Linked DNA regions of Mus musculus: region 1 is linked to region 2. The links are chromatin loops, found by intact Hi-C in ENCODE. Cell type or tissue: heart. All regions are shown on one strand. Each heading gives the region's core, and the rest is flanking DNA. Links, peaks and the distances in the headings are about the cores only.

Region 1 (10,258 bases), core at 1,434-9,433, 60 kb before region 2:
TAGCCTCACTCAGTATGATATATTCTAGTTCTATCAATTTGTCTGAAAATTCCATAATGTCTTTGTTGTTAATAGATGAGCAATATTTCATTGTGTAAATGTACCATATTTTCTTTATCCATTCTTCAGTTAAGGGGCATCTAAGTTGGTTCCAGCTTCTGTCTATTAAAAGTACAGCAGCTATGAACATAGTTGAATAAGTGTACTTGTGGAACATCTTTTGGGTATATACACAGGAGTAGTCTTTAGGTAGAGCTATTCCCAATTTTTCTGAGAAACTATCAAACTGATTTCCAAAGTGCTTGTACAAGTTTGTACTCTTACTAGCAGTCAAGAAGTGTTCCCCTTGCTCCACATCCTTGCCAGTATGTGCTGTCACTTGAATTCTTTTTTTTTTTTTTTTTTTTTTTTGGTTTTGGTTTTTTGAGACAGGGTTTCTCTGTGTAGCCCTGGCTGTCCTGGAACTCACTCTGTAGACCAGGCTAGCCTCGAACTCAGAAATTTGCCTGCCTCTGCCTCCCAAGTGCTGGGATTAAAGGCGTGCGCCACCACGCCCGGCTGAATTCTTTTTTTTTTTTTTTAAGATTTATTTATTTATTATTATATGTAAGTACACTGTAGCACTGTCTTCAGACACTCCAGAAGAGGGAGTCAGATCTCATTACAGATGGTTGTGAGCCACCATGTGGTTGCTGGGATTTGAACTCAGGACCTTTGGAAGAGCAGTCAGTGCTCTTAACCACTGAGCCATCTCACCAGCCTGTCACTTGAATTCTTGATCTTAGTCATTCTGATGGACGTAAGATGGAATCTCAGAGTCATTTTGATTTTCATGTCTCTGATGACTAAGGATATTAAATATTTCTTTAAATGCTTCTTGGTCTTTAGCTATCCCTCTGTTGAGAAATCTGTTTCGTTCTTTACCCCATTGTATTTAAATCCCCCTTGTGGTTTTCCACCTGTCTACTTTGTTCCCAGAAATGACAACTGAGGCTTATTCTTTAGTGAATAAATGCCTAGACCAAAAGCTTTGTTTGTTCCCTGACTAGTTCATGACTTAATTACCTATTTTTTTCTATTCTAAGTCAAGCCGCATGGTTACCTGGCCCTCAGTTTCATATGACTGTCTTCATCTGTGTCTGGGGTGAATCTGCTGTGCCTCACTATCTCCCAGAATCTTTTCTCTGTACCAGAACTTCTACCTCCCTATTTCCTGCCTAAGCTAGTAGGCCAAGAACATTTTTGTTTTTGTTTTTTTTTCGCTGTGTAGCCCTGGCTGTCCTCGAACTCACTCTGTAGACCAGGCTGGCCATGAACTCAGAAATCCGCCTGTTTCTGCCTCCCAAGTGCTGGGATTAAAGGCATGTGCCACTACTGCCCAGCTCAGGCCAACAACATTTTATTGACCAGTGATGCTTTCATACAGTACAAGAGATCTATGTACTCCCAACCCCATTTTTTAAATTGGGTTATTTGATTTGTCGATGTCTAATTTCTTGAGTCTTTATATATTTTGGATATTAGTTGTTTGTCAGCTATAGGACTGGTGAAGATCTTTTCTCATTCTGTAGACATTTTGTCCTATTGATGGTGTCCTTTGCTTTACAGAAGCTTTTAAGTTTCATGAGGTCCCATTAATTAATTATTGCTCTTAGTGCCTGAGCTACTAATATTCTGCTCAATAAGTTGTCTCCTGTAACAATGTGTTCAAGGTAGTTCTCCACTTTCTCTTGTATTCAATTTAGTATACCTGGTTTTATGTTGAAGTTTTTGGTCCACCCGGACTTGAGTTTTGTGCAGGGTGATAAATATGGTTCTATTTGCATTCTTCCACATGCAGACATCCAGTTAGACCAGCACTATTTGTCAAAGATGTTTTCATTTTTTCCATTGTATGATTCTGCCTTCTTTGTCAAAAAGCAACTGTCTATTGGTGTATGGGTTTATTTCTAGGTCTTTGATTCTATTCCATTGATCTACCTGTCTGTTTTTATTCCAATACTAAGTGGTTCTTATTACTATTGCTCTGTCCTATAGCTTGAAATCAGGGATGGTGATACCTCCAGGAGGTTTGTTTGTTTGTTTGTTTGTTTGTTTGTTTGTTTTTGTACAAGATTGTTTTATATATTCTGGGTTTTTTGTTTGTTTCATAAAAAGTTAAGAATTACTCTTTAGAAGTCTGTAAAAAAATTGAATTTGGAGTTTTGATGTAAATTGTGCTGAACCTGTAGATTGCTTTTGGTAAGATGGCCATTTTTACTATGTTAATCCTACTTCAAATCCAAGATCTTTCCATCTTCTGGTAGCTTCCTCAATTTCTTTCTTCAGAGATTTGAAGTTCTTGTCACACAGGTCTTTAACTTGTTTGGTTAGAGTTACACCAAGATATTTTATACTATTTGTGGCTATTGTGAAGGGTGTTTTTTCCCCAATCTCTTTCTTGGCCCATTTATCATTTGTATAAAGGAAAGCTACTGATTTGTTTGAGTTAATTTTTTATCTGGCCACTTTGCTGAAGGTGTTTATCAGCTATAGTTCTCTGGTAGAATTTTTAGAGTCACTAATATATACTATCATATCATCCACACATAGTGATTACCGTGACTTCTTCCTTTCCAATCCGTATTCTTTAGTTGTCTTATTGCTCTAGCTAGAACTTCAAGTACTATATTGAATAGATAGGGAGAGAGTGGGCAGCCTTGTCTTGTCCCTGATTTTAGTGGGATTGCTTTAAGTTTCTCTCCATTTAATTTGATGTTGGCTATTAGCATGCTGTATATTGCTTTTATTGTGTTAAGGTATAGCCCTTGTATCCCTGATCTCTCCAAGACTTTTAACATGAAGGGGTGTGGGATTCTATTAAAGGCTTGTTCAGCAACTAAGGAGATGATCGTGTGTTTTGTTTGTTTGTTTGTTTATATGTTGGCTTACATTGATGGATTTTCATATATTGACCCATTTTTGGCATGAAGACTACTTGATCATGATGGATGATGCTTTTGATGTGTTTTGGGATTGAGTTTGTAAGTAGTCTGTTGAGTATTTTTGCATCAATGTTCATAAGGGAAATTGGTCTGAAGTTCTTTTTCTCTGTTGAGTCTTCGTGTGGTTTAGGTATCAGGGTGACTGTGGCCTCCTAGAATGAGTTTGGCAATGTTTCTTCTGTTTCTATTTTGTGGAATAATAAATAAATAAGATATTATTTCTTCTTTGAAAATTTGGAAGAAGTCTGAGCTAAAACCATCACGCCATTGCTCTCTTTCCTGGTGTGTTTAATCAAACATCACTTCAGTCCCACTTAGAAACTATTCCCTTCTGTCCGTGGGTCCATGTTGAGTTTTCATGTATAACTGATTTCCCTAAAGATCTTTCTTTTGGACCCAGGTTCAATTCCCAGCACCCAAATGTCAGCGCACAATTATCTGTAACTCCAACTCCAGGGGATCTGACACCCTCACACAGGCATATGTACAGGTAAAATATTGATGCACAATTAAATAAAAGTAAATAAAAAATAATCTGAGCCATCATGCAATTTCTTTCTGGCTTTCTGAGGTATTCAGTCAAACATCATCGCAATTCTACTCAGAAACAAAAACATTCTCCTTTGTCCATGGGCCCGTGGTGGTGCACACCTTTAATCCCAGCACTCGGGAGGTAGAGGCAGGCGGATCTCTTTGAGTTATACGCCAGCTTGATCTATAGAGCTGATTCCAGGGCAGCCAGAGCTGGAAAGGAGATAAGAAAGCTCCTATCTGGAAAAAATAAAAACAAAATAAAACAAAAATGGGTCTCTTTTATAGGTTTGCACTATAGATTTTTCAGATCATGAGAAATTTGACCTAATGAACTTCTCCATGAAAGTACTGGAGACTGAAGAGAGTACAGCAATTAAAAGTGCACGCTTCTCTCCCAAAGGACTCAAGTTCAGTGCCCAGAACCTACACCGGATGGTTCACAGCCATCTGGCCATCTGTGCTTCCAGATCAGTGGATCCAGTGCCCTCTTCTGGCTTCTACAGACACCTGAACACACACACACACACACACACACACACACACACAATTTTGTCAGGTATCCACCATAGAAAATCTTTATTAGCCAGCCGGTGACCACACTGGTGGTTCCAGACCCAAGTGCAGTCCAGAGCCTCTCTCAGGGTAAGCTTTTAAGCACAAAACCCATATCCTGAGTTGACAAACCTCACATAGCAAGAACAGTCAGAAGCCAAGCTACAGAAGTTGAAAGGCAAGGTTACTGCATTTAGAACTTTGATAGATTAGGTCTTTGTTCTTGTTCTTGCTTTTTGATTTTGTTTTGTTTTTGGCAGGTGTTGCTACCTACATGCTGGGTCCCACGGTGTGAGTAGTACTTCCATCCTGGTGTCACTTTTGATATGGCCTGGAGGTCTGTTACAAAATAAAAATAAATCTAAAACGATATGAAGAATTATAATACGATTCAACTTATTTACTTATTACTTTGTTGCTTCCTTGAGATAGAATCTTGCTGGATTTGCCTGGAGTTTTCTTTGTAGCTTATCCTGGCCTTGAACTCATGATCTTCTGTCTCAGTCTCTGGAGTGCTAGGATTGTAGGCATGTGCCATTATGGTCAGCTAAAAGTTATTTTTAAAGTATTAAAATGGGGCAGGCTGATTTCTGAGTTCAAGGCTAGCCTGGTATACAAAGTGAGTTCCAGGACAGCCAGGGGCTATACAGAGAAACCCTGTCTAGAAAAACAAAAACAAACAAAAAAAGTATTAAAATGGAATTAAACATTTGACCTAGTATAAAGGCTTATTTTCTTTTACCTAAAACTTGGGGGATATGTTTACTTTAGCATTTAAAGAGTCCCTGAAAATATTGTGGGATCCAGGAGCTGGGCCTTCTGAGTCCAACTTACTAAATTTGCCCTGGTCTTCCTGATTTTGTTTTCCTAATCCCAAGTCTTTTCACAACTGGTATTCAAGTTGCTTATTTTTAATGACCCTAAAAGTTGTTTTATAATCAAATGAAAGAGGAGTTCCAGAAGCAATTTATAAGCAGCTCTAACTGGGTGTAGTATATAGAGGTGGTATAGAGGATCTTTGTGAGTTCAAGGCCAGCCTGAGCCACAAAGAGAATTCCAGAAGGGCCAGAGTGACATAGAGAGACTGTCTCAAAAAAAGAGCAACAAGGAAAATACCAGAATCTAGACAAATAAGAGCAACCTTGGGATGAGGAAAAAAGTGTGTGCTGGGGGTGTGGAACTAGCTTTCCTTCATAGAAGGAAAGGGTAGCCAGTGGAGGATACCATTAATTTGGGAAGTAGAGAAAAACTGTGTCTTCCTCAGCATTTTACAGAGGTTCAAGCCTTGGTAGTGCTCTCCCCTTGGATCTGGACAGCTGTCAGAAAATCAATGGGGAGGAGGAACAAACATATGTCAAGACACAGGCAGCATCTAACTGCAAAAGCTGAGCCACAGGCCCAGCTCCACCAGATGGCAGTGCGTCAACAGGGAGCCTGGCTACGAGACTGGGGAACCCCAATTACATGACCCTGTGTGGGTGCAGGAGCAGGGAGACTGTTAGATTGCTGCTGATAATGTTTCGTGTCTCATGAGCTAATGAGGATTTGTTTTCTTAACAGCAAAGAATGCAATAGTGAGTCCATTACTATATTCTTTGTCCACAATAAAAACTATGACCGGGATGGGGAGTTATGACACAGGAATGAACCTGTAATAGGACAGGCATTGTATACCAATTAAATCACCAGCATTGTTATTGTCAATTATAAACATCACTGAACTGGCCTTCCAGATTGCCTGAGTGAGGCTGTAAATTGTACAGACAGTCCAGGCTAATAGTCATTCCAAGAATAGTCTCTGTGAAGATAAGAGGCTTGCTATGTCAAAGGTCATACTCACCAGCCACACAGTTTCCACCCCTCCCCCAGCAGCCAAGGACATGCAGAGAATGGCTGCACAGCCCATCAGCAGGCAGCCCTGTGCAGGCTGCCAAACAGCTACAGGAGCAGGAACCTTTGCTGTTAGAGCTCTGGTCTCACCCTGCTGGGGCTGCCATAGCAACCTGCTGCACACTCAGTGGCTCACGCAATGCAAACCGGCTCCTCACAGTTGAGGAGACAGTGTACGTTGGTGTGATCGGCTTCTGAGATCTCTCTTTGGCAGATGGAGACCATGTTTTCCCTTGGTTTTCACACGGGCCTCCTTCCGTGCTTATCAGTTCTGATTCCTCATCATGTGTGGCTATCGGACTGGGTTAAAACCTACTCTAATGACCTCATAACTCCAGATCTGCTCAGATCCCAGGGTGCCAGGGCTTAGGGCTTCAGCACATAAACTTTGGAGGGTCACAGCTAAGCCTGTGACAGTAACACTCAAACTCTTTCTCGGATGCTCCCTCTGACTGTGCGGGCAATGTACTAACACTAACCGAAGAAGCCACTTTCTAGATCTAGGAATCTCTGGCTATAAAACTAAAGGGGCCACTTACATAATCTCCATGGTCTCACTCTGTGATCACATAAGCCTGAATTGCAAGTGTTAATTTCGCAAAACAGAGAGTAGGGTTTCCAAACCAACCACAAAGGGGCAATTGTCTGTGTGCATGGAAATCATTGTGTGTCTGCTCACCCAAGTCTTCACCGAGTCACATCTGTAAAAATGACTTCAGTAGTTCAGGAAGGCCACACTCCGAATAAAACAGTAAGAATGTGTGTTGGGTAATTAATCTCTTGGGATTTGTAGAAAAAAAAATACACTTAAGGATCCCACAAGTCGTCAGTCTTCTGGAAGTTTCCCTGTTGTTTCCTCCTCTTTGTTTTCATAGATGCATTTATTTTATGTGTGTTTCGCTTACATATATCTGTGTACTACATGTGTGCCTGATGCCTGAAGAAGTCAGAAGAGGGCATTTGATCACCTGGAACTGGAATTACAGATAATTGTGTGTCACTACATGGGTACTGGAGATCAAACTGTGATCCTCTGCAAGAACAAGTACTCTCAGCCACTGAGCCATCTCTCTAGCACCCATCCATCTTATGCCATGAGTCCTTGCCTGTATCAGGATGGTATTCTGTCTTCAGGGATGAACTGCTCCTGTATCCCTCTGTCCTGTTGTTCTACAGGGCAGTCACCACCTTCATTGCTCAACTCAAAAGCTACCTCCTCCATAAAGCCGTCTTACCATAGCCAGAGAAACCTGCCTGCCCTCTTCTCTATCCATTAAACCTGATGCACACTTCTGTGGTAACAAATACAGACTGAGTGTCCCTTATCCAAAATGCTTTCAACTAGAATTGTTTCTGAGTTCTTGCACATTCTAGAAAAGGCACAAAGATAGAATGAGATATCTCAGGCATGAGGCGCGCATCTAAACCCAGAACCCATCTCTGCTTCTTACATAAGTGTTATGGCTTAAACAAGGAGTGTCCCAAACAGTTACACATTGAAGGTTTGCTCTCCAATATACCCATCCATGTGCAAAGGTATGGCTTTGAAGAAGTGATGAATCATGCGGGTTCTGACTTTTTAGAAAACCTGTTTATTTCACAATTTCATATGCATATAATGTATCTTATCATACTTCTCCAATTCTCCTCTCATCCATTTCCTTTTTCTCCCTCCAATAAGCACCATCCTGCTCTTATGTCTTTTTTGGGGGGTGCAGTAGATATTTCAAGACAGGGTTTCTCTTTCTCTATGTAGCCCTGGCTGTCCTGGAACTCTATGTGTAACCATTCTAGCCTCAAACTCAGAGACTCACCTGCCTCTGACTCCCTAGTATTGGGATTAAAAGCATGCACTACCACCATCTGGCTTCATATCTATTTGTATATGTATGTAGCCCACAATATATATGTGTGTGTGTGTGTATTGGTTTTTAGACCAGGCTGGCCTTGAACTCAGAAATCTGCCTGCCTCTGCCTCCCAAGTGTTGAGATTAAAGGCATGCGCCACCACTGCCCGACACCCACTGTATTTAATTAAGATTGCACCACTGAAGAATATGACTCCCTCTCTTTCAGTAACAATCTCAGTTACTTTTCTAATACTGTGAAGAGACACCATGATCGAGGCAATTTATAAAAGCAAGCAAGCATTTAAATTGGTGCTCATAGGTCCAGAGGGTTAGTCCATGGCCCTCATACTGGGAAGTTGGCAACAGGCACGGCACTGGAGCAGTAGCTAAGAGCTTACTTAGATCCACAAGCAAGAGAGGGAGGAAGAGACAGGCAGGCAGGCAGGCAGGCAGACGGACAGACAGATGCACAGAGACACACAGAGAGGGACAGAGAGAGATAGAAGGAAGGGGGCTACCTGGGAATGGCATGGGCTTTTGAAACCTCAAAGTCCACTCACAGAAAGAGTCCTCCTCCAACAAGGCCACAGCTTCCAATCCTCACCACACAGCTCCACCAACTGGGGAACCAAGCATTCAAACATAAGAGTCTGCGTGGACTATTCTCATTCAAACCAGCATAGCAACCTTTCTGTGCCTATAGCTTCTCATCAAGGTGTGGAACCTATGACCACCTTTTCCACTCACGATGGAGTGTCCATGAGCCCAGTCTTATGCAGGTAGACAGTGTTGCTCTAAGTTCATAGGTGCAATAGCCATATCATGTACATAGTATATTTCACAATACTCCCTTCCAACCTCCAGCTCTTATGTTCTTGATACTCCCCTTTCTATGACATTCCCTAACCTCAGAGGGGGTAGCATAGATGCCCTGTATCTTAGTTAAGGTTTTTATTGCTAGCATAAAACTCCTTGACCAAAAAGCAAGTTAGGGAAGAAAGGGTTTATTTGCCGTACACGTCTACTTTGTAGATCATCACTAAAGGAAGCCAGGACAGGAACTCAAACAGGGTAGGAACCTGGAGGCAGGAGCTGATGGAGAGGCCATAGAGGGGTGCTGCTTACTGGCTTGCTCACCAGAGCTTGCTCAGCCTGCTTTCTTATGTTGTGTATAAACTGAGGGTTTGGGCATCTGATGTATAAAGTGAGGACAGGCCTGCTCCAAGAGATGGTTGAGGGGAATGCTTATATTGTAGATATGAGGGAGAGTACAGCCAGAGGCTTCTGAAAGAGTCCAGAGCAAAGATAGAAAGTACTCGGCCATGGGAAGAGGGGCAAGGAGCCAGAGAAGGAGGCAGGGTGTGGGCAAAGGAGACCATGAGAGAGTGGCAAGATGGGGACCGAGAGAGGAAGACACAAGAGAACCAAGTGCTTGCAGGGTCAAAATGACAAGGTTATATAGGAACAAGAAGCTAGCGGAAGGGAAGCCCATCTACTGGAGAAATTTAGAGTAGGGGTGGGGTGAGAAGAGCTGACAAGGGCCTCAGGTACTGCTGAACTGGGAGGCCAGCATGAGCTTTGCTGTGCTAATAGTCACCATAGATAGCCACTTGTCCAGAGTTTCTTTGGAACCAGACAACCAGGATCATCAGCTCAGGGACAACACCATCCACAATGAGCTGGGCCCACCCATCAATCAGTAACTAAGAAAATGCCCTACATTTGGACCTTTTTTTTTTTTTTTTTGAGTAGACCAGGCTGGCCTCAGAAATCCGCCTGCCTTTGCCTCCCAAGTGCTGGGATTAAAGGCATGGCCCACCACTGCCATACACAAGGATCTTACAGAGTCATTTTCTCGAATGAGGTTTCCTTCTTTCAGAGGACTCTAGCTTGTTGAGTTGATATAAAACTAGCCAGGTCATTCTGCTTAGGGCAGAGCACTCAACAGTCCCTCATTCTTAGCAGAGGATTTAGTCCACAAATTTATGGATGAAGGGAGGGGTTTCTAATTTGATGGGCTTTTAGCAGGTGACTTAGATGGAGAAGGCAAAGCCTAATTGAAAGGCATCAATCCCCTGGGGCTACATCTTGCCCTTTCTTTGTCTGAGGTGGGACCAGCTGCTTAGCTTAACCACGGGTAACTTCCACTCCCTACAGTGCTCAACCTCACCATAGGCTTGGAAACAAAGAGCCCCGAGACTCCTAAAAGGTGAGCCAAAATAAATCTTTCCTCCCTTAGGCTGCTTCTCTCAGGTCTGTCTGTCTGTCTGTCTGTCTGTCTGTCTGTCTGTCTGTCTGTCTGTCTTTCTGTCTTTCTTTCTTCCTTCCTTCCTTCCTTCCTCTCTCTCTCTCTCTCTCTCTCTCTCTCTCATGCACTTGGAAAGTAATTTTGTGCAATATTTTTACCGCAAGCTGTCAAATGGGGTTAGGTGGAACTTCTCTTCTTGT
Region 2 (10,258 bases), core at 841-8,840:
CCTATGTCTTGCATGTTTGCCTGGTGCCTGAGGAGGCCAGGAGAGGCAGAGGATTTCCTGAACCTGGTGTTACAGATGGTTAGAGGCAGCTATATGGGTGCTGCTAATCAAGGCCAGATTCTCTTGAAAAGTAGCCAGTGTTCTCAGTTGCTGACACATCTCTCCAGCCCTCTTCCTTATCCTTCAGATAAGACAAAAACAGTTAGAACTACAAGAGTCATTGTTTCCAGATTTTCTTTCTGTTTTAAAAAAATATGTTTTTTTCTCAAATTTTCTTTCTTCCAAAGCATTTTCACAGTTATTGAATTCTTCTACCATTATGATGGTCATCTCAAGAAAATGTTCAGGCCCATTTCACAGATGGAGCGAGCGAGAGAATCTAAGTGATTTGTACAAATGTATGAGGTAGCATAGGACACAAAATGAAAAATTTCTGCATTTCTCCTCCATATCATGATCATTTTCATTTGGAACGAGAAATCACTGCTTATAATTTGGCTTTAATTAATTCTGTGTCTTTAAATTTCAACAAATAAAATCTAATTGTGGGACTCTGGATGGCTCAGTGGTAAGAGTGCTCACTATAAAAGCAAGAAGACCTTATTTCAGATCCCCAGCACCCATGTTAAAAAGCTAGGCATGGGCTGGGGAGACGGCTCAGCAGTGAGAGTGCTGGCAATACAAGCCAAAGGACTAGACTTCAGACTCCCAGGACCCATTTAAATGGCAGGTCCTCCTGAGAGTGGTGGCAGGGGATCCAGGAGGCAAGCTGGCTAGTGAGAGAGACTCCCTGTAGAGATGCCCTTTTCATCTGCTTGAGAGACTTCACCTCATAGAACAACATGAAAGTGTGACAGAGGGAGGTTCCTAGCATTAACCTTGAGCCTCCACATACGTGCACACATGAGCACACATACACATACACCATACACACATATACATGAAACAAAACCAACAAAAGCCAAGTATGACGTCATGTGTCTATAAACTTAGTGTTGGAGACAGGCTGGTCCCAGGAGTTTGCTGTCTGTTCAGTCTAGCCATACAGTAAGGTTCAAGTTGAGCAGGAGACCCTGTCTCAAAAAATAAGGTGGAAAGAAACAGAGGAAGACACCCCACTCCCTTTGCTAAACTATTTTTTAAGACTCTCCAGATACTTGCTTTGCTTTGCAAAATATTTAATTTTGTAATCTGAAGTTGTTCCCGTTCGCAATCCTACATAGTAACAAGTAACAATAGATAAGCGAGTTAGTTTTTTCCCTTGTTTCCTGTTAGTACCATTTATCAATATGGACACAGTGGTACAGAAACAAAGCCGCTGCCCTTGAACTCCTTACATTTTAATGAAAGAGATTTAAAAAAAAAGTATCGGTTTCACACAACAGCGGCACAGTGATGAGTGCTTTGTGAAAGGAAGGACGGGAGGCCAGAGGAGACAGAAACTTTAAAAGCCAGGAAAACGAGGCTGCCTTGAGGAATAGTGGGAGGCAGAGGTGAGGTCGGTGCCAAGAGAATGACAAAGGTAAAGAATGGATAGGTGGGCGGGGCTTAGGGATTGGAAAGGCTGGAGGAAGAGCTTCCGGTTTCACCAGTAGTGTGGTTAGAAGCAGGGAGCCCTGGAAGGCTCCAAGCAAGGAAAGTTAACCATTTGAAAGACATTCTCAGCCTGATGGTGGTGGTGGTGCATGCCTTTAAGTCCGGCAGGGGAATCTCTGTGAGTTTGTGGCTAGCCTGGTCTACAGAGCTAGTACCAGGACAACCAAGCTTACACAAAGAAACCTTGTCTGGAAACAAACAAACAAGCAAACAAACAACCGCATACTCTGTTGGCTGTATTGAGACTAGCCCTTGGGAAGAAAGAGTGAAAGCTCACTGGGTAGAGCGATCTCAAGACTCTTCCTGGATGTGGATGGCTAAGCAGGAAGGGATTATGTAGATTATAATTTTCTTTTAGGACCGGAAATGTAGCTGGGTAATAGTAAATGTTTGTCTAGCAGTATGTGTAAGATATGTAAGATCTTGGGTTTGATCCCTGGGCCTTCACACACACACACACACACACACACACACAGACACACACACACACACACACACACACACACACGAGACAGAGAGATACACACACATACAGAGAGAGAGACAGAGACAGAGAGAGGGAGAGAAAGAAAGAGAGAGAGAGAGAGAGAGAGAGAGAGAGAGAGAGAGAGAGAGAAGCTGAACATCATGGTGGCACATACCTGTAAACCCAGGACTCAAGGAGCAGAAGGATAGCGAGTTCCAGGCTAGCCTGAGTTACATAATGAGTTTGCATTTGAGTTACACAGAGAGACCCTGTCTTTAAAAAATGTTCTGTTTCAGATACATCAATTTTGAACTATCCAAGCATAGATGTCTGGGAGTCAGCTGCATATATAAGTCTGGAGCTCTGGGAGAGGTCAGAGTCAATGCATGGAATTCTATTTAAAGCCTGAAGCTGGAGACTGCCCAGGATGGGAGTGTAGATAAAGAATAGGAAAAGCCCAAGGTCAGAGCTCTGAAGTCAACATTCAGACTACTAGAGGACAGAGGGATGACAAAGGACTTGAATGATTCAAAAGCAAACATGCAGACAGGTGCAGCTGGTGTCATGGTTTTAAAAAAGAAAGAAAAACCGCTTTGTGGGAGAAAAGTGATGGGTGAGAAGATGAAAAGCTTATCATTTCAAGTGCACCCAGATTTGTCAAACCCCAATGAAGAGGACACCGTAAGTCCTTAAAATGTCTCCCAATGGCTAGGAGAAATGCTTCAGTTAGCAAATCTTTTTGTTTGTTTGCTTGTTTTTCAAGATGGGTGTTCTTTGTGTATCTCTGGCTGTCCTGGAACTCCATCTATAGACCAGATTGACTTCAAACTCAGAGATCTGTTGGCCTCTGCCTTCCAAGGGCTGTGATTATAAAGGCGTGGGTCACCACGCTCAGAAGATAACAAGTGTTCAACAACAACAACAACAACAACCAAACTTCCTTTGTTGCTCTCCCCCTTTTAGAATGGGAATGTAATATGGAGCTGGTCTCTTGGTCAGAAAAATAAATACACAAAGCAATGTCATTTGTCAGCTTGGGAAAATTCTCTATTAAGCTTGGCCCACTCTTAACAACTTGCTTGTCTCAAGCCAGCTGTTGAGTATTCAGTTTTGGGATTTAAATAAGCTCCTTTCTCTCCTTCTCTACAACTCAAGGTTAGGCAAGTGTTACAGTCATCTGTGAGGCTGCTCTTTGGCTGGCTTTTCTTGTCTGCACTGTGACTCTGCTTCTCAGCCCTGAGAGGACTGCAATGCAACAGATCTGAGATGCAGGGAGGGAGCCCAGATGCCACCTCCTGGAAGATGACAGTGCCAAGGCTGAGCGAGGAGGCCAGCCTGAGGCATCCAACAGCTTGGGGTGGGGTGTGCATTCCTCTTTCCTTGTAAATACCGAAGCAAGTCACACATAGAAAGCAAATCCTATCACTTAGCTTTGTTTTATAGTTGGATAGACTTTTTCTTTTTCTTTTTTAATTCTTATTTTTAGGGAATGTTGCAATTTTTGTGATTTATAAATTTAGTCGCTGAGGATATCAGGAAGACCGAGGTACTTGATTACTGGAAGTATATAGAATACCAAGGTCAGATGTGAACAGAACTGCCCAGTGGTCAAGCCTTGGGTTAATACGCAGGCTTAGCACTGATAAGCACTGACACAGAGGTCATTCGGAGGATTCTTTCCAGCGGGAGGGAGCAAGGCTCGCAACAGACAAAGGAGGATCAGAATCCCTGGACTTGCCTGTACCTCTCAGAAACCCCGGAATCCATTCTTTCTTCAAACTAGATAAAATACAAATAAAAATATAGTTCCCAAAAGACTTAAGAGGATTTAAAACACTATATATACATATCTATCTATCTATCTATCTATCTATCTATCTATCTATCTATCTCCTAAACCCTACCTATCTCCTTTATCTATCACCGAAGCCTAACCCTGGATTCATCTAATCATCAAACAGTCAGTATTTCAGGGTTTTATGTAAGACTTTAGGACATGAAGGCTTTCTGACTGGAATGCAGATGGACTCCGGAGGATATGAGCTGAGAGTAGTCAATATACCATGCCCTTGGGCAAAACTGGCCTCCTGTGGTGACCCAGTTCTTCTTCCTCTCTTGACTGCCTCGGGTATCACAGGAGAGTCACATTTCATGCTCACCATTCCCCAGACCAACACAAGTTACTGGATTCATTCTTGTGCCTCGGGTAGACATTGCTCACTGGGACCCAAAGGGGAAGTTTGGATTTGGTAAAAAGAAAGAAAATTCAATTTCAGGTTTTCAGAGTTCCTTGTTTACCTTCTCTTCAAGAAGACCCCTAAGATCCTTCTTCCAGTAGAGGGCTGAGGTTCATCTACCAAACATGGCTTCTTGATGTTTCCCATCCTAGTCTGTGTCTCTGCCATTCACATTCCACAGCTTTCCTGGTTCTATGCTAGAAAACATGTAGGCTATTTACCCTAAAGTAACGTTGGTTCTACTGACACTGTCAGGAAAATGGAATTACCATACATGTTCATTACTGTACACTCTCTAATTTCTCCCCAGGATGTGGTAAAATCCTGGTTTGTGTGTGCCCTTGAAATTCAGCTAATTGCGGTCAAGGCCATGTTTTACATTCAATGACTCCCACTGAAATGACTAAATGCTGAGTGGACCCAATCACTGCAGTGACATTAGATGATGCAGTATTTGGCATTAATAGGCTTAAACATAAAAGCAAGTTACGTAGGTTAACTGCTCCCCTTGCCCCCAACATTTCGATATGGAACGAGTCAGAAGGACTAAAAGGTATATAGATTAAAAGGGGGAGAGGGGGATGATGGAAGCTGCGGTAGAGGAAAATCAGACTATCCAGCTATCTCTCCTGCATTTTGTCATTCTGATGGTCGTTGCAGGTGGAAGTGCTGTTCAGCCTTCGGAGGCGGAACAAAAGAACCATGGAAGAATCAAGGGCAATGGCATCCAGTCAGGGGATTCCTAGGGAGTCCCTCTGTATCCGTCTCTTACCACGCACCTTCAAGTTCCCTACTCTTTCACCCTTTCTTGCCCTTCTCCTCAGCTACACCACTTTGAATTTGCTGGTCCAGAACTCTGGATGAAGAAGCTAACTGAGGGAACTCTCAGGCACCCTGCCCCTCAATTCCAAAATATAAGCGGTGCGAGTTCATTCTAGCCTCCAAGCAAGCAGAGAGCACGGGCGGAGGATCTCCTGCCTAGCGGCAACGACCCCTTCCCTCCCGGGTGCAGGGACAGGATTGTAGGGTCAGCAGTGGGAGGAGAGAAGCCACTGCCGTAGTCTCGGACGATGCCTTTTCCTGCGGCGGCTCTGGAATCTTTGCCCCCCCACCAGGACACAGAGGCCGAGGGGAGGACAGCCAAAGTGCAAGCCCCAGGGCGGCCACTCGGCTCCCCTCTTCCTCTCCAAGTGGCCCCCAGCCGCGCCCCCCGCCGTGCACATGCTTTCCCGGGACAACAGCAGGCGAGGCCTCGATGCGCGCGAGGCGGCCGTGCGCGCGCTCCTTGCGCCCTCCTCGCGCGTGCTCGTGCCCGCGGCCGCGGTGGCGCGCCTCTTCTCCCGCTGCGGGCGTCGCGGGTGCAGAGGAGGCGGAGCGCTGGAGGCGGAGGCCAAGCGGGCGCGGACCAGCGGGGCGGGGGCGACCCGAGGCGTGCGGGCGAGGGGGCTCTGCAGCGCGCGGCGGCGGCGGCGGCGGCCCGGGGGTCGTGACGGCCGCGGAAGGGGAGCGCGCCGCTTGCCTGAGGTGCAGACCCAAGGCCGCGGCCCGCAGCCGGCGCCCCCGCGCCTGACGGGGCGGCGAGGCGGGATGAGGCGCTGGCGCGGGGGGCGCCCGGCCGAGCCCCCGCGGCGGCCCTGGGCGGCCCGGCGCTAGGCGCGGCGGCGGCGGACGAGGACGGCGGGCCCAGCCCGCGGAGGGCAGACACGGAGCGGAGAGCGGCGCGAAGCGACGCCGCGGCGGCGCGGCGGGGCCGCGGGGCTCGGTAAGGCGCGGGCGGGCGGGCGGGCTGGCCGGGGGCGCCGCTGACGTGGGCCGCGCGGCGGGCAGGGCTGCGGGGCCTCCTAGCTTGGCCGGCACCGGTGCTTCTGGGCGTGCACGTTGCGATAGGATGCTCTTGGGGGCATCTCGGGTCTCTCCCGCCTCCCGGGGCGACAGAACTGCGTGCCCGCCACCTCTCGCTAGCATCCCTCGGCGAACTGGGCGTTCCGACGGCCTCCGGGCCTGCTGCGACGCTTCCCGCCCGAGGCCGAGTCCGGCAACTGCGCCCCTCCACGGGGACCCGGCTGCTCCCGGAGGAACCCCGGCGCGGGTAGGGGCAGCGGAGCCAGCGGTCTCCGCTCCCTGGGACTCCAGTGGAGTTTCTCCTCTTATTCTAATTGGTTGAAGTTGCTGTTTCAGTTGGACATTAGTGATGACTTAGTGCCTCTCTCTTCCCCCTGGCTTCCCTCGTCACCTCCCGCGTACTGCGTTACCCATTTTGTTGACTAGAGTAAATATTTATGTTAAAGGTTTCGTGCCTGGCGTAGAGGACACTGGAGGGAGAAAATCAGACCTGATTTCTTAGCTTTAGTCTGGATCCTTTAGATCCTTACCTGCAGTTGAGACTTAGAGAAAGTGGTGGGAGGAGGAGGCCCATCTCGGGATGCTTGGGATGGTCTCCTAGTTATCCTTTAGGAAATAGAATTGGGATAATTATAATCTTGATCGTATGCAGAACTACAGTCAAGCTGTAAACTGCTCGAGGCACTGCATGATGCTACATGGATAGCTGGGCCGTGGCACTGTTGTCAGCATCTCTTTTATTTTCCATTCTTTCAGAGTTTTATTTGGCGCAGATTGAGACCTTTTAAGTGCATCTGAATGGGCAGAACTTTTCTGATACATTGGTTGCTTATGTAAACACTGCCATTATTTGTGTGTTTCTATTGGAAGAAGAAAAGGCAAACGGTGCTTGTCGTAACTGGCCCTTGAAGTCCACAAACTGCTTAGTTTGATTCAGTGACTGGGTTTGTGGGAATATTTTTGAGTAATGATGCTTGTGGTTGGTGAATGCATTTTTTTCATTATTGAATGAACTGACGTCTACATTTGTTCCTTGGCCTTGAGTGGGAAGGCATCAGGAGCAGCAGTTGCCACAGCACAGCCTCAAGAGTTCAACCCTCTTGCTGAATGTTCTTGTTCATCGGGTTGTTTGTAAAGATGAGGGATGCTGATGTGATGTGATTCCCATTAGCAGGGATGTCTGGAATCTGATTCATCCTAAAGATAGCTATGGTGGAGCTGCTCCTCAGGACCAGAAGTGAGGTTGGAACTGTGCTTAAGCCAGTTAATCCGTTCTTATCGTGCTCTGTGTGGCAGTCTCTGGAATAAAGCAGCACTTTGGACAGAGGCTTGTCCAGCTGGAGCTATGGTGGCAGCCTAGATTGCTTATGATCCTGCCCATGGAGATGGGGGCAGGGTGACACGGGGTGGGGGTGGGGGCAACAACGTATGTGGGACAGAGAGGAAGTGTTAGTTGGAGAACCGTGGTCAGTTATATAACAGTTTTGTTTCCGAGGGAGAGGCTAAGAACCAGCAAGGCAGGCTCAGCTGTCATTAGAGCCTTTGATGTCGGGTTGAGTTCCAGTAGTAGTTATGTTCCTTTTATTTCCCTTTCCCAACCCCACATTATTTTTCAGTCACCAGAAGCTTAGCCACAGTTGGGCTGAGACGTTAATGGCAACGAATTCGTTTCCACTTCTTTCTAATTCGTTGTTTCTTTTGCTTTTATATTGAAGATGTTTTTATTGTTGCCTTTTCCTCTTTGGGTGACTTTTTCCTTCATTTCTTAGGGCAAGGTCTTGGAGATTCTAGCTTGGCCTCAACGTTGATCTGTAGCAGTGGACAACCATCAAATTCTGATTCCACTTTCTGATTAATGTTTAGATCACTAGACCCCATTTATATGGTGCTTTGTGCATGCTAGGCCAGCACTGTACCATCTGAGCTCCATCTCCATCAGATGGGTTTTCCATCAGAATATTCTCTTTCTAAACTGACTGGGCATATTATCTGCATAGTATATATAGACTCACTGTTTCTTATAGATGAATTTAATAAATGTCAGGGACTAGCAGATGTTTTTCTTCATAAGACAGTAGCAAAAGAAAATGACTAAACATAGCATCTTTAAAGGCTAAGACTAGCATCCATGAGAATTTTAAGGGTTTAACCAATGAACATGTAATCTGGTATCCATGGAAGCAGTCAAGAGGCAAGTGGACTTGAAGATAGGCCATGGCTATAGTTCTGTTCTAGTTACTTTTCTGTTGCTGTGATAAAACATGACTCAAAATAAACTTGGAGAGGAAAGGGCTTCTTCCAGCTTATAGTCCAAAACTGAGGGAAGCCATCGCAGGAACAGGGTAGCAGGGACTGAAGAAGATAGTGGGAGGAATGCTGCTTGCTGCCTTGTTCCCCGTGGCTTGTCCTTCTTCTTATAACCAAACCAGGACTACATGCCTGGTGGTGGCATTGTTTGTAAGACATTACTTAGGAAAATGGCCTCACAGACATGCCCGTGGGGTAGCCGATAGAGGCACTCCTTCTTGCCAGGTGATTTTATGTCAATTTGGCAAAACAAAACTGACCAACACAATAGCATCCTACTTTCCTGGGGCACAATTGTCATTTCAGAATTTTTGTTTTTAAGAATATGAACTATGTGTGGGAAAGCGTGTACTGCCTTTATACAGTTGTGAAGGGTCAGGTGACAGAAAGCATGTGGCAATGCTTTGTGAAAGCTGTCATGAGGAAGAGAGCACTGTTAATACACACAGTGTTGAATACCATTCTTCCTCACCTGCTAAGGAGGCCTGCCACAGTGTTTTATTAATCTGACTTTTCTTGTTGTACAAGGAGTTGAACCCGGGGGATCCAATGCATGCTAGGCAAATAAACACTCTATCTTTGAGTTCCATCCCTAGCTTTTGAAAAATATTTTAAAAGTGATTTACACAATATAGATAAAGAACAGGAAGTGTTAGATTTCTTCTAGGTCTAAGCTCTTCTGATACATATTTTTGAGGAGAGTCTTATGCAAAAACTATCTTTGGACTTTTAAGAATTTTTTGTTATTCTCAGAAAAGTTAAGTGAGTTGAGACTTTGTTTTTGTTTGTTTTGTTTTGTTTTGTTTTGTTTTTTGAGACAGGGTTTCTCTGTGTAGCCCTGGCTGTCCTGGAGCTCACTTTGTAGATCAGGCTGGCCTCGAACTCAGAAATCTGCCTGCCTCTGCCCCCGAGTGCTGGGATTAAAGGTGTGCGCCACCACGCCTGGCTTGACTTTGGGTTTCTTTAGAGTATTCAAAGTATTCAAGAATTTTTTTTTTTGAGACAGGGAATATTCAAGAATTTTACAAGTAAGAGTATGTAAGCCATAAGGATATTACATATGTAAGATAGTGTGTTTGCCTAGCAGTTGAAGGCCCAGGGTTTGATCCCTAGCACTCTAAGAAACAAAGTTTGTGTTTGTATGCATTTATAGATGTATATGTTTGTGTAGGTGTGTCTGTGTGTATGGTGGGCAGAGGTCAGCCTTAGGTATCATTTCATAGGAGCTGTCCATCATTTTTCTTGAGAGAGGGTCTCTAATTGTCCTGGAGCTTACTATTGACTAGACTGACAGTCAGTGAGTCCCAGGGATTTTTTAATGTATATTCTGGAGATCTGAACTTGAGTCCTTCTCGCGCTTGCATGGAAAGTTCTTTATTGACCAAGTCATCTCTCTTGCCCTCTGCATAATTTAGGTTGGGATTGGTACAATGCTGGCTACAGACCTGAATGACTCAAGAGCTAAGAGAAGGGGACTTGCTGACCAAGGAGTGACTCTGTTGTAGAAAATTTAAAAAATTGTTGGGAGCTAGGGGTTTGACTCAGTGGTTCAATTATAGCACCCTGACTTAGCTTGCTAAGACCCTGGGATTGATTCTCAGTACTCTAAGAAAAAGCTTTACTGAGATACCGTCACATTTATTTATGTGCTGTTGATGGCCGACTTGGCATCCATCAGTAGAGCTGATTGTTTCTGGAGGCAGTGAGTCTAGCAAACCCTAAAGTCCTTATCATCTAATCACTTTGCAGAGAAAGTTTGTCAGCCCCTGATTTAGGACTTTTTTTTTTTTTTTTTTTTTTTTTTTTTTTG

What was found. Peaks named below come from ENCODE experiments on the same cell type or tissue, not always from the same donor. Only the 100,000 strongest peaks of a DNase experiment are listed, where the experiment ranks them.
Region 1: a loop joins it to region 2, with 2.6 times the contacts of the local background. A loop is called at or near these places in 11 of 42 quality-filtered maps.

Annotation. Positions count from the first base shown.
Region 1 is chr9:31,966,480-31,976,737 of GRCm38, forward strand. No RefSeq gene overlaps it. Among named protein-coding and RNA genes, the nearest start is that of Barx2, 58 kb to the left of the region's middle. In heart, for the core only: no CTCF peak of the experiment used is centred there; DNase peaks (open chromatin) are centred at 5,502 and 5,962; H3K4me3 peaks cover 1,079 bases; H3K27ac peaks cover 2,495 bases.
Region 2 is chr9:32,026,672-32,036,929 of GRCm38, forward strand. It overlaps Arhgap32 (Rho GTPase activating protein 32), which reads left to right and starts at 5,632. Exons shown (of 23, transcript NM_001370958.1): 1 at 5,632-6,061. In heart, for the core only: no CTCF peak of the experiment used is centred there; DNase peaks (open chromatin) are centred at 3,270, 5,620, 6,300 and 7,460; H3K4me3 peaks cover 3,237 bases; H3K27ac peaks cover 5,005 bases.